Linked DNA regions of Homo sapiens: region 1 is linked to region 2. Evidence: chromatin contacts called from ENCODE Hi-C data. All regions are on one chromosome and are shown on one strand. The core of a region is the stretch at or near the end of the contact, and the rest is flanking DNA. Distances in the headings are between cores, read along the strand shown.

Evidence for each region. A loop is a pair of places that touch in the nucleus more often than their neighbours do. Pooled maps may share reads with other maps.
Region 1: a map with no recorded cell type shows a loop between it and region 2 (3-fold over the local background). The contact joins two enhancer-like sites. A Hi-C loop is called at or near these places in 19 of 37 single-sample maps with no recorded cell type and 6 of 50 pooled maps.

The regions. Positions count from the first base shown.
Region 1 is chr21:14,683,238-14,689,201 of GRCh38, reverse strand. No RefSeq gene overlaps it. Among named protein-coding and RNA genes, the nearest start is that of SAMSN1-AS1, 100 kb to the right of the region's middle. RefSeq lists enhancers at 2,301-2,400, 2,421-2,470 and a silencer at 4,679-4,788. Within about 2 kb of position 2,306, at least 7 of the 41 ENCODE cell types and tissues checked have a DNase peak (open chromatin) inside an H3K27ac peak, as active enhancers do.
Region 2 is chr21:14,862,962-14,868,942 of GRCh38, reverse strand. All of the region lies in intron 1 of ASMER1 (adipocyte associated metabolic related lncRNA 1), which reads left to right. Among named protein-coding and RNA genes, the nearest start is that of ASMER1, 53 kb to the left of the region's middle. RefSeq lists an enhancer at 4,216-4,265. Within about 2 kb of position 4,126, at least 16 of the 41 ENCODE cell types and tissues checked have a DNase peak (open chromatin) inside an H3K27ac peak, as active enhancers do.

The DNA.
Region 1 (5,964 bases), core at 1,057-3,556, 180 kb after region 2:
ACACAGTGAATCTATTCAAGTGTGCCAGGTCACGCTTTGGAAAGTGTAGAGGGTGTAAGGAAAGTAGTAAATCCACAAATTCCTTTGCGTCCATCCACTCAACAGATACTTGACTCTGTACTTACATTCATGTTAGGTTCTTTCTTATTTAACTTGTCAGTGGCCAGTGTGTCTGTTACTTTGTTTATAGCATAGCCTTCTAGAGCTATCACTTTTCTATAGATTAATTTACACTTTCTAACTCCTACTATAGTTCTATGTACCCAGTCTCCCTCAATTACTTTTTGATGATAATTAAACCACCAAACGTATTTTCTTTAATATTTCCAAAGGAGGAAAATTGTAAATAATGACATTTTCCACATAAGCCAGAGACTTGAGTGTCAGCCATAATCTTGTCACTTGTTATGAGAGCCAAATCTACTAACAAAAAAGCCCCCAGAGGTGAGCACTGGAACCCCGTAGACCTTTGAATATGGAGAATTCGGGCCTAAATGTGTATCTGTGGGCATGTGAAACATCACTTGTTTTCAGAATGTCTCATACTGACTCCAGACAACCTTCTGGTGGAAACCTGTCCTCAAAGGCTAGTATCAGTCATATAATTGCTCCGCAGTCACCTTGCCTCTCATGATGTGAGCCCTACTCTGAGATCATTGTCCTAATTTATAGTATTTGAAAACAAGCAAAAGGATAGACTTGAAGATATATTGACTAAGTCTCTAGTCCAGGAGGTCAAAAATCTTCCATTGTGCTGAAAATGTCAAATTTAGCCCTTCAACATTTCTCTAAACAGCTCTCTGCAATTAAGCCTCACTAACAAAAATAACCAAATATTGAGAAAGAGTTGACAGAATTAAGTTTTGCATGAGGAGAATACTACTCTTACATTTCATTAGAATTCTGGCTAGAAAAAAACATGGTGCTGATGGGATCCCTGAGGCGTGTGAGTTAGAGAGCACCTATAACATAGCTTTGTGAGGCATGTGTAGGTGGGGGAAATTTTGGTTCAAATTCTAAAGGTGACAAATTGATATGAGCTTATTATTTATATTTCCAATTTGAGCATTATGTAAGACTGCCTCCCTCAGAATCAAGAGCACCTTGTTAAAAATGCCCCACAGGCCTGCTGGGCCATTCTCCTCTAGGGGTTGTATTGAGGGAATCCACCTTTTTTTAACAAGCTCTGCCAAGTGATTCTCATGTTCAGTAAAGTTTGAGGGCCGCTGATATACACTAAAATAGGAAATCAGAAATATTCACTGAATGCTGTGCACTGGGCTAGGTGCTGAAATACAAGAGTAAACAGACTCACTTCAAGAATTCCCAAAGGCAAATCATAACCCCATTCCTACAGTTATGCATTCCTACAGAGTGCACGCAAACTCTAAAGCTTGAGGACTGAGTTTTCAAGTAGGTTACTTTTAGTTTCTGTAAATGGAAATGCATTTTCTTATCAATTAAGCTAAAAAATAGTCAAATTTATTTAAGGCATTCATAAACTGTTCTCTTAGCTGATGAAAAAATTGTGCAAAGTTATTTGCTTAAGCCAGTCTGAGAAGTTCTGGCAGAACTGGTAGAGAAAGTTATATTTTGGGGCCCCATCTTCTTTCTTTGCCTGTTACATCTCCATGGTGTTTCATCAAGGAACCCCTGGACTCCTGGCCTTTCTTCTGCTTTCCTGTCATAACCACTCTAATGACATGAGTATAATGGAGAGAGCTAAGCTGATAGTCACAAGAAATGGGTTTGTGACTCACACTAAATATGTGGTGTGGCTTTCAGCAAATTCTTTAAACTCTTTCAGTTCCTTTATTTGCAAAAATAAAGGGTAAGGTTATAGGAGCCCTGATATTCTTCCTGGTCCTCTTTCCTCAGTTCTGGGTTGCAGGCAGGAATGATAACTATCCCCCTAGTATCATTGTTGGCTTCACCCAGGGGGAAGAGTGGATGTGTTTAAGGCTTATGCTGGGCATTCCATAACCGTTTCTTTATTCACTATGAAGAAACAATTTACTCAACACTTCACTTTACCTGCCCAAAGTGGAGCTATTTATTTATTTTGCAAGCACATACAGGGCCTTGTGATGCTCCAGGAACTGATCTAAGAGCTTTGCTTAGAGTTGACAGTAACTATTCATTTTTATAACAAGCCTGGGAGGAACTATTATTGTCCCCATTAGACAGATGGAAGAATGCAAAGCACACAGTCTGCTCATGGTCACGGACACCGGAAACCAGACAGTCTGGCTCCCATAGTCTGCGTTCTCAACCATTGTTCTGTGGTCTGTGCTGAAGGTCAGAGGACAGGGAATGGAGTGGAATGTGGGCAAGTCCACTACATTCTTTGCCAAGGACTCTGCATAAATTTGGTGTGGCAGAAGAGATCACAATAACTCTGAAAACATTTAAAATAATAAATGATAATGTACACGAATTCCAGCCATTGGGTACTGCTTTGGAAGACATATCAGTCTGGGGTCACACAAAAACCAGAGTGAGAACATTGAGAATGTGAAAATGAAAGTTGCAACACTTCTTAAACACCTTCTTTCGCACGTCTGTCTATAACCCTTCTCACAGGTTGCTTCTGCTCTAGTTCCAGCTCAGCTGAAATCCATCCTACCTGCAGCCTCAGATGCTAACTTTATCTTCTCTGTCTTAATTATTTAGATCCATATACGTTTACTTTTTGTAGTTTTAATAAAATCCCCTTTACAAGGTCTAAGAGATTACAAATGTAATGTGTGGTTGGGATAAATGTTGTTATAGAAATCATCACTAAGTCTCGTTTCTCATCTGGCGTCCCTCATTCCGGGGCCTGGAACCTTGATTGTGACAGTCAGGTTTTCTTTTAACTAAAGATTTTATAAGACCACAAACAACAAAATGGTTAATTAAGAATAATTATGTCACACCTGTAATCTCAGCACATTGGGAGGCTGAGGTGGGCAGATCACAAGGTCAGGAAATCGAGACCATCCTGGCCAACATGGTGAAACCCTATCTCTACTAAAAATACAAAAATTAGCTGAGTGTGGTGGTGCATGCCTGTAATCCCAGCTACTCAGGAGGCTGAGGCACAAGAATCGCTTGAACCCAGGAGGCGGAGGTTGCAGTGAGCCGAGATCACACCACTGCACTCTCAGCATGGTGACAGAGCGAGACCCCGTCTCAAAAAACAAAAAAACGAAGCATAATTATGGATTGGGAACAACTGTATCTGCAACTCAATATATAGTAAAATCCAGCATAATTATTTACTATAAATGGAATGATAGGTATTTCTAATATTAATTTCCAATTTTGCCTTGTGAGTAAATGGTTATACATAGCCAATTGGAACTAAGAAAAGAATTCTATTCAGGGTTGGTTTCAATTGCTAAATTTTTCTACTGCTAAAATTCTGCTGAATTTCTTAAGTAACATGTGATTGCACCCTGGGATGTCACTTCCTTATTTCAAGTTCCTTTTGCTATAAGCAGACAGTTAGTTCTCAGCTTTTGCTCAAGTAATTTGTCAGTGCATAATGTAACTAAAAACTTTCTATCATTTCGATTTTTAAAGGGGTTCACTCTCAGCAACACGCCTCTACCAAATGCCTGCTATTAATTAGTTATTGCCCTGGGGATGGTTTTCATGAGTGAAATATGGCCCTGAAGTTTTCTGTTTCCATCAAAAGTCTCTGTCTTCTTGCTCAGCTGACTTTATGCTCTTTGCCTCATCAAAGTTTGACTGAGCACTTACTAAGTGTTAGATACTGCTGGACTCTGAGATTACCAACAAGAATAAAATACAACTTCTTTTTTCTGGTAGCCCACTCTTCAAAGTGGGCCAGCTGCATACACACCTACAATATTATTTGAAAATTGTCATGATAGAGATATGCCCAGGTACCACAGCAAACTAAGATAAAGCTATCAACTGCATATTAGCATAGTGGAGGCTGAGAAACTTTCACAGAAAAAGTGACTTCTAATTTGATTTTGAAAAGGGAGTTGAAGTTGGACAATAAATGATGGTGAAGAGTCCAAAATACAAGGAGAAGCAACATGTGCAAAAACATGGAAAAGTTAGAAAGTTGGTGCAGTTAGAGGACCTTAAAAGGAGTATGATATGGCTGGGCATTAAGTGTTTGGGGCAGATGGTGACCCTGGAATGGCAGAGGTCTTTTGGGGTTAGATCATAGAAAGTCTTGCAGTTGACTGTACGCAGTGGCTCATGCCTGTAATCCCAGCACGTTTGGAGGCCAAGGTGGGCAGATCACAAGGTCAGGAGTTTGAGACCATTCTGGCCAACATGGTGAAACCCCGTCTCTACTAAAAATACAAAAATTAGCCGGGCGTGGTGGCGCACACCTGCAGTCCCAGCTACTCTGGGGGCTGAGGTAGGAGAATTGCTTGAACCCGGGCAGCCCGAGATCGTGCCACTGCACTCCAGCCTGGGCAACAAGATTGAAACTTTATCTCAAAAATAATTCTTGCAGTCTATGCTAAAGTCTTTGGCTTTGTTCTGAAGATATTCATCTTGAATGAATTCCAGGCCTGTTTTAGAATATGAAGGACGCAGTGCATTGTCAACCAAGAAAAATAAGCACTGATGCAGAAAAACCCAAATGTATATAGATTTTAGAAGGTATTTCAAGACTCAAACTCCAGATTAACATATGGTACTTTAGATGAAGAAAAAGCACTGACTTAGGTAGGGGAGTGGCATATCCACACCGGTCAGCAAGGGAATGAGTTTGTTGGTGCTAAAGTAAATGGCATGCAGTGAGCCTGGTAAGTAATTACAGAGCTGGTCAATAAGGCATGGGCCATTAAAAATGAGGTGGGAGTGATGGTGGCTTCTGATGTGAGTTTTATTATTCGATGTGGTATTACTAGAAAGTATTGATTAATTGGATATAGTGGAGAGGTGAAGTGGCCCAGAAAACAGGAAGTGAAATTAACTGACTTCAAGGCACCACAAGAAGTAGCTCAGTGTAGCCCAGGCTGAGACCCCAGATGGGTCAGAAGACCAGTGTTCGGCTAGTCAATGTTTTGCCCTTTTGTGTTTTATTTAGATTTCAAAAGGCCCTTGCTACATTTAAGAGATTGATTCCTCCCAGCCGGGCACGGTGGCTCATGCCTGGAATCTCAGCACTTTGGGAGGCCTAGGAGGGCAGATCACCTGTGGTCAGGAATTCAAGACGAGCCTGGCTAACATGGTAAAACCTCGTCTCTACTAAAAATACAAAAATTAGCTGGGTGTGGTGACATGCAGCTATAATCCTAGCTACTCGGGAGGCTGAGGCATAAGAATTGCTTGAACCCAGGAGGCAGAGTTTGCAGTGAGTGGAGATCATGTCACTGCACTCCAGCCTGGGTGACAGAGTGACTGAGACTCTGTCTCAAAAAACAAAGAAAAGAAATAGATTCCTCTCCCCTACCCTCCTTCCTTCTCTCCTTCCTTTCTTCCTCCCTGCCTCCCTCCCTCTCGCTTGTTTGTTTTTTTCCCCTTCCCTTCCCTCCCTCCCTCCCTGCCTTCCTTCCTTCCCTCCTTCCTACCTTCCTTTCTTCCTTTCTTCTTTCCTTCCTTCCTTCTTCTCTCCTCTCTTTCTCTCTCTGTCTCTCTCTCCTTTCCTCTTTTGCTTTCTCCATTCAGGCTACTATAACAAAACGCCTTAGACTGGGTAATTTATAAACAACAGAAATTATTGCTCATGGTTCTGGAGACTGGGAGGTCCAAGATCAAGGTGCCAGCAGAGTTGGTGTCTGATGTGGGCCTGTTTCTCATAGATGGCACCTTCTCTGTGTCCTAACTTGGTAAAACAGCCAAACAGGGTCCCTCAGGCCTCATTTTATAAGCACTAACCTAATTTAAGAGGTGACCTAATCACCTCCTAAAGGCTGCATTTCTTAATACTATCACATTGGGTATTAGGTCCTAACACACATTCTGGGGGAACACTACCATTCAGAC
Region 2 (5,981 bases), core at 2,877-5,376:
ATTCAGCCTGTTGCCACATCACTCAAGGCACGGCTGTACTTGGCATAAAAATTAAAGGGAAATGAGTTGAAAATGAAGACTTGTTACATTCTCTTTTGTAGTCAATTCTTCTTTCAGCCTCTCCCAGGAAGGAGAATGTGTTTTTTCCAAACAAGGAGCAGCAGGGGTTATCTTTTTTTGGACAAGCTAAAATCTGTCTCCTTGTCAAAGGAGACAGATCAGGTCAAAGAGGACTCTGCCTCCCAGAAACAGAGTGCAGAAGCTTAAATTCTGGTTCATGACAAGAACAAAGGGTTCTTGAGGAGGAAGCAAAATGCCGTCTCACTTGCTGGGCCACAAATTGCAGCACTGATTTAAAAATTATACACATGGCTTTTTTGAGCCATGCCAAAACCCTTTTCTCATTTTAGTGTCACTACTGGTTAGTTTGTTTGTTATGTGTGACATCTTTTTTTTTCCTCTAAGAACCATGAAACTATGCAAAGAATAGAAAGATCACAATATGGTCTTGTGGATGTCACTGCTTGAAAAGCAAAAATGCTAGTGAATTAACCATGGTTAGCAGGGATTAAGAAGAGTAAACAGTCTGAAGCAGAATGAATGTGATTGCAAGTGTTTTCAAAGGCCTTTCCTCCCCCAACTTTTTTTTTTTGAGAAGGAGTCTGGGTTTTGTCACCCAGGCTGGAGTGCAATGGCGTGATCTCAGCTCACTGCAACCTCTGCCTCCCGGATTCAAGTGATTCTCCTGCCTCAGCCTCCCGAGTAGCTGGGATTACAGGCACTTGCCACCACGCCTGGCTAATTTTTTTGGATTTTTAGTAGAGACGGGGTTTCACCATGTTGGCCAGGTTGGTCTCGAACTCCTGATCTCAGGTAATCAGCTCACCTCAGCCTCCAAAAGTGCTCGGATTACAGGCATAACCACCGTGCCTGGCCAACATTTTATTTAAAAAAAATCAAAGCTACAGAAATTGCAAGCATAGTAAAATAAGCAGTCATATGCCCTTCGTGTAGCTCTATGCTGATAGGATAGCCACTATCCACATGTGGTTAGCAGCCGCTTGAAAAGTGCTAGTCCAAATTGAAATGTGATATTCTACGTTTCTTTCTAAAATATAACCAATTCCTAATGTTTTCTGAAAAGTGAACATTTTATATGCTTCTAAACCAAGCATATAAAAATTGAATAAATATAAACCACATAAAATGATTCAAAAAATATACATATATAAAACATATATATTTGCATATAAAGACTAGACTCAGAGATATGTATCTGTGTTTAAAAGTTTAAAAGTTTAAAAGCCAACAGTCAGTAACTTTGAGACTTTACGGTTATGGATCTGTGGGTGTAGTCCTTATATGCAAATATGTGCTTTGTATATGTATCCATATATAAATCTTTGGTGCAGGTCTGATTATTTTCTTGGGATAATTCCTAAGGAGTAAAATTACTAGGTCAAAAGGAATTAACAATTCTTAAATACTTGATTCACATTGCTAAATAACTCTCCAGTAAAATTGTATCAAACCAAAGTCTCACATGATATTTGAGAGGGACAAGTTCATTTGCCAACACTAGTCATTATGCTTAAAAAACATCTTTCTCAATTTGTAAAGAAAGCTGCATCTGGTTTTATTTTGCAAGTGAGTATCAACTGTTTTGTATTCTTTTTCATTTGCTTTTTTGAGCACACTTTGGTGTGCTGCAGGAAAACACAGGAGGTTGACCCATGGAGACTTAGAGAGGTTCAAGATGTAGATATGAACTGGAGCAGCCCTCACATATTTGTGGTAGTTGATACTACAGGATGGCTTGAGGTATTTCAAGGAATATCAGGCTGGGCATGCTGGTGCATGCCTGTATCTCCAACACTTTGGTAGGCTGAGGCAGGATGATCCCTTGAGGCCAGGAGTTAGAGACAAGCCTGGGCAACAAAGCGAGACCTTATCTGTATGAAAAAATAAAAATTAGCTGGGTGTGGTGATGCACGCCTGTAGTTCTAGCTTCTTGGGCACCTGAGGGAAAATGATCACTTGAGCCCAGGAGATGGAGAGGCTGCAGTGAACCTATAACTGTGCCACTGCACTCCAGCCTGGGCAACACAGAGTTAAATCCTGTTGGAAAAAAAAAAGGAAATAGGAGATGAGAGGCAGTAAAGAATCCTGTGATCCTATGAAATCTGTAGCCAGGCTTCTGGAAAAATATGGTGTATGGAACCCTGTGGACAAGAGCATTTAAAAAATTGTGGTAAGTGCAGAATAAAGCCTTGGTCAGTAGTAACTATCAGTTTCCTAGGGCTGCCATAATGAAGCACCATAAACTGCCTAAAATCAAAGAAATTGATCACATCACAGTTCTGGAGGCTAGAAGTCTGAAATCAAGGCATCACCAGGGCCACAGTCTCTCTTACGTTTCTGAGAGATTCTTCCTTGCCCCCTTCTTAACCTCTGGTGGTTTCCTGGCAATCTGCGATGCTCCTTGGCTTGCAACTTCCTAATTCCAATCTCTGCCTTCATTGTCACAGTGTGTCCTCTCTGTGTATATGTTTTCAGATGGCCATCTTCTTAGAAGGATGCCAGTAATATTGGATCAGGGGCTAACTCTGCTCCAGTATGACCTCATTTCATCACTAATTACATCTGCCACAACTCTGTGTCCAAATAAGGTCACATTCTGAGATACTGAAGGTTAGGATTTCAACTTGTCTTTTTTGAGAGGGACTCAATTCAACTCATTACAATATCAAATGTTATACAAAGTATGATGGACACAGGGAAAAGGTCATTATATTTTGCATTTAGGAAATGATTGGTGACTTTTGGAAGAGCTGAGATCAAGGTAAAAGCCAAGTTCACAGCAGTTGATTAGTGGTGTGAAGTGGACAGTTAGCTGTGAAAGGCAGAGGGAAATAACTGAGGGTGGCACAAGAGTGAGAATATAAGACTTTCTGAGAATCAATAGGTGGTCATCAGTACATAAGGAAAGGGTCTTGAGTCAGCAAGGATGCCAATCTAATAAAGCAATATTGGAGTAAATGCCCTTATCACGCAAAATGACATTTTAGTGAATAGACTGCATATATGATGATGGTTCCATAAGATTATAATACCATATTTTTACCGTATCTTTTCTATGTTGAGATGCATAAATACTTTCCATTGTGTTACAGTCATCTACATACAGTAACATGCTGTACAGGTATGTAGTTTAGAAGCAGTAGGCTATACCATCTAGGTTTGTGTAAGTACACCATGATATTGATGTTCACATGATGAAATTGCCTACTGATGCATTTATCAGAACATATTCCCATCGTTAAGCAATACATGATTGTAGTTATTAAAATCCTACTAAATCAGGATGTATTTCCTATTAATATAAACTTATAAGCAATTTTAATCAATATTAAACACTAATACAGATATAGGTTTATTAGAGTCAATATATATGTTAATATAAGATTTTTGATGCTTTGCACTGTTTCCCAAGGTTCATAATATTATACAATTACTAAAGCTAGCAAGGTTATCATAAGACAAAGGGCATTTACAGTTTATAATCTATTTGTTTTTCTTTCAGAATCTAGAAAATAATTTTATTTGATTTTTCTGTAATTAAGTAAAATGCTGTTTTATTAAAATTTAATTTCCCCCCAAAACTTTCTAAAATCTGCAGATCTCTGAAAAGTTAATAATTTATCTGCCAAGCATACCTCCTGTATTTAAGTATTTATGAGCATGTGATAAATGTGTACTCTAAAACACAAACAGAATGTGTTTTCTTACGTATTAATGAATATTTTGATTAATTAAGCAGATATTAGAATTGCACATCACTTCAGGGTTGTTTGATTCAGAATAGCATCTGGTTTCAGTGATAACATGAATCATGAAAACTACTTATAAATGTGCTCTTGTGTTCTTCTCATAATCTCCTATGGAAAGTAAACAGGAACTGTTAAAAATGTACCTAGCACTTCTCAGGGGCTCCTGTTCTGGCTTGGTCCAACTCTGGTCATGCAGGCATTTTTCCTTTTAAGGACAATTAAGTCCTATCTTTGCAGGCCATAGTGTTACTCATGTTCGGGGAGGCCACAGAGCCGGGAAGAGGAGCCCTGAGCCCTGAGCAGGTTCAATGTCGCCCCCGTCAGGAGCACCGCTGCAATGGAAAGCTTCAGTTACCATCAAAGGGATGCAGTCAGGCCAGAGAGAGAACTGCTATTTTCAAATACAAATGAACAAAACTACAAAAATGACAGAGAAGTCTTTGTTCTCTGTCTAAATGTGAGCCCCAAACAAATCCTCCCTGATTTAATGTGAAGTTTCTGGCCTGACCCCGACACTCTCCCTGATGTGCCTTCTACACGTCTATGAGGCAGCACTGTCTGTAACAGTGTGTGTCAGGTGCAGGGACTTTTCCAGCTGTCTCATGACTGTTAGGCAACATTGCCTTTTCCTGGGACTTTCAGCTGGGCTGGCTATGGTCTTTTTAGATTTAGCTTTGGGAAGCTGCCCCCTGCTGGGCTTCGGTTGGTGTGAATGGCCTGGACTTAGGAAGGGGCACTGCTGTAGTTGGCCCTGAATGGACCCTGGACTTTGGAGCCTCCTGGATGACACAGTTGCTTACCCTCGTGTTATCAATCTGAAAAACCTCATCAAGTGATACATTTCCAATCTCCTGACTGTCCTGTGACTTATTTGATGGTATTAAGCAAAGCTCAGGTCAGAAGGATTGTCATAAAATTGTTGACTGGACTCTTTCTCAGGAAAAGTTTAGCATGTCCTGGCAACTTTTAGGCTCATACCACTAACTCTGAGAGGTCAAGGGTTTTATGTAGAATGGTAACCTTCTTAAAATTGAGGTTTTAATAAACAGAGCTACGCATAGCAGACTCATCCCTGGTCTTACAGAGAGGATGTCAAATGGCTGAACCATGTGCTTTCTCAAAGTCAGTGACAGCAGAGATGAGGAAGGGGTTGATGATGTAAGAGAGAGCTGGGACAAAGGCCAAGTCAATACCAAATGAGTTGTCATTCTCCCTATGCTTTTCATACACACCCAAGCGTTTCACTCGGGAGATACCAGAGCAAAAGGAAGATAAATGCTACATGTAGTTCGTTCTGATATAACTGTCACTAGCACATGGTGCACACGCTCCATGAGAACACTTCTGTTTCATTAATCATGCTCTTTTGAAAATGTGACTAAATGTAAGTGATGTCAATTTCCAGTGCTGCTTTTGCTTTATAAGTAGGCTTTGAGGATTTAACCATATTTGGTAGATGCTAATATTTCTGTGTTGGCCATGAGAAAGATTATTATAGTACACAATGTAGTAAAATATTTGTCTTATGTAAAGAGAGAAATAATCATTTTTATTTACATTCCTGTGCAACTCGGGTCAGTCTGCCCTAAGGAGTTTTATTTTCTAAAGAATAAGCCTAGGAAATGATTTCATCATAGATTCAAGTAACAGCGTGAAACAAACACAGCCTCGGGATTTTTGCTATGTGTAGTCCCCTTAATTTTCTAGAATAAGACAAAAGACTGTTGTAAATAATTTTGAATAAAACTCGGATTTGTTATTTAATTTTAAAGACCTCCCAGAGTTTGAGATAATCAAAACAAACTTATTTTGTGCTCAGATTAAGAGCAAAATAACAAAACTAATCTACTAGTGATAGACTTTTAAATGCAAATTTAAAACAAGATACATATCTTTCAAAGGATGATTTTCTTCTTGTCATAAAAGACAAATTACTGAAATGCCTTTAGAGATTTATATTTGTATATTGCATTTATAACAATGATAAATCTCAGTTAACAATAAAAGGTTAAATTATGTCTTAAATGTAGGAAAATATAGGAAAGGTAAGGATATTTTTATTTTTATTTTTTTTAAGGAGCAAATAGGGCAGAAATTAGAGTGGCCAGCAGGGGGCTTCTTTTAGGTTTCTTTCCCTTTCCCATAAATTAA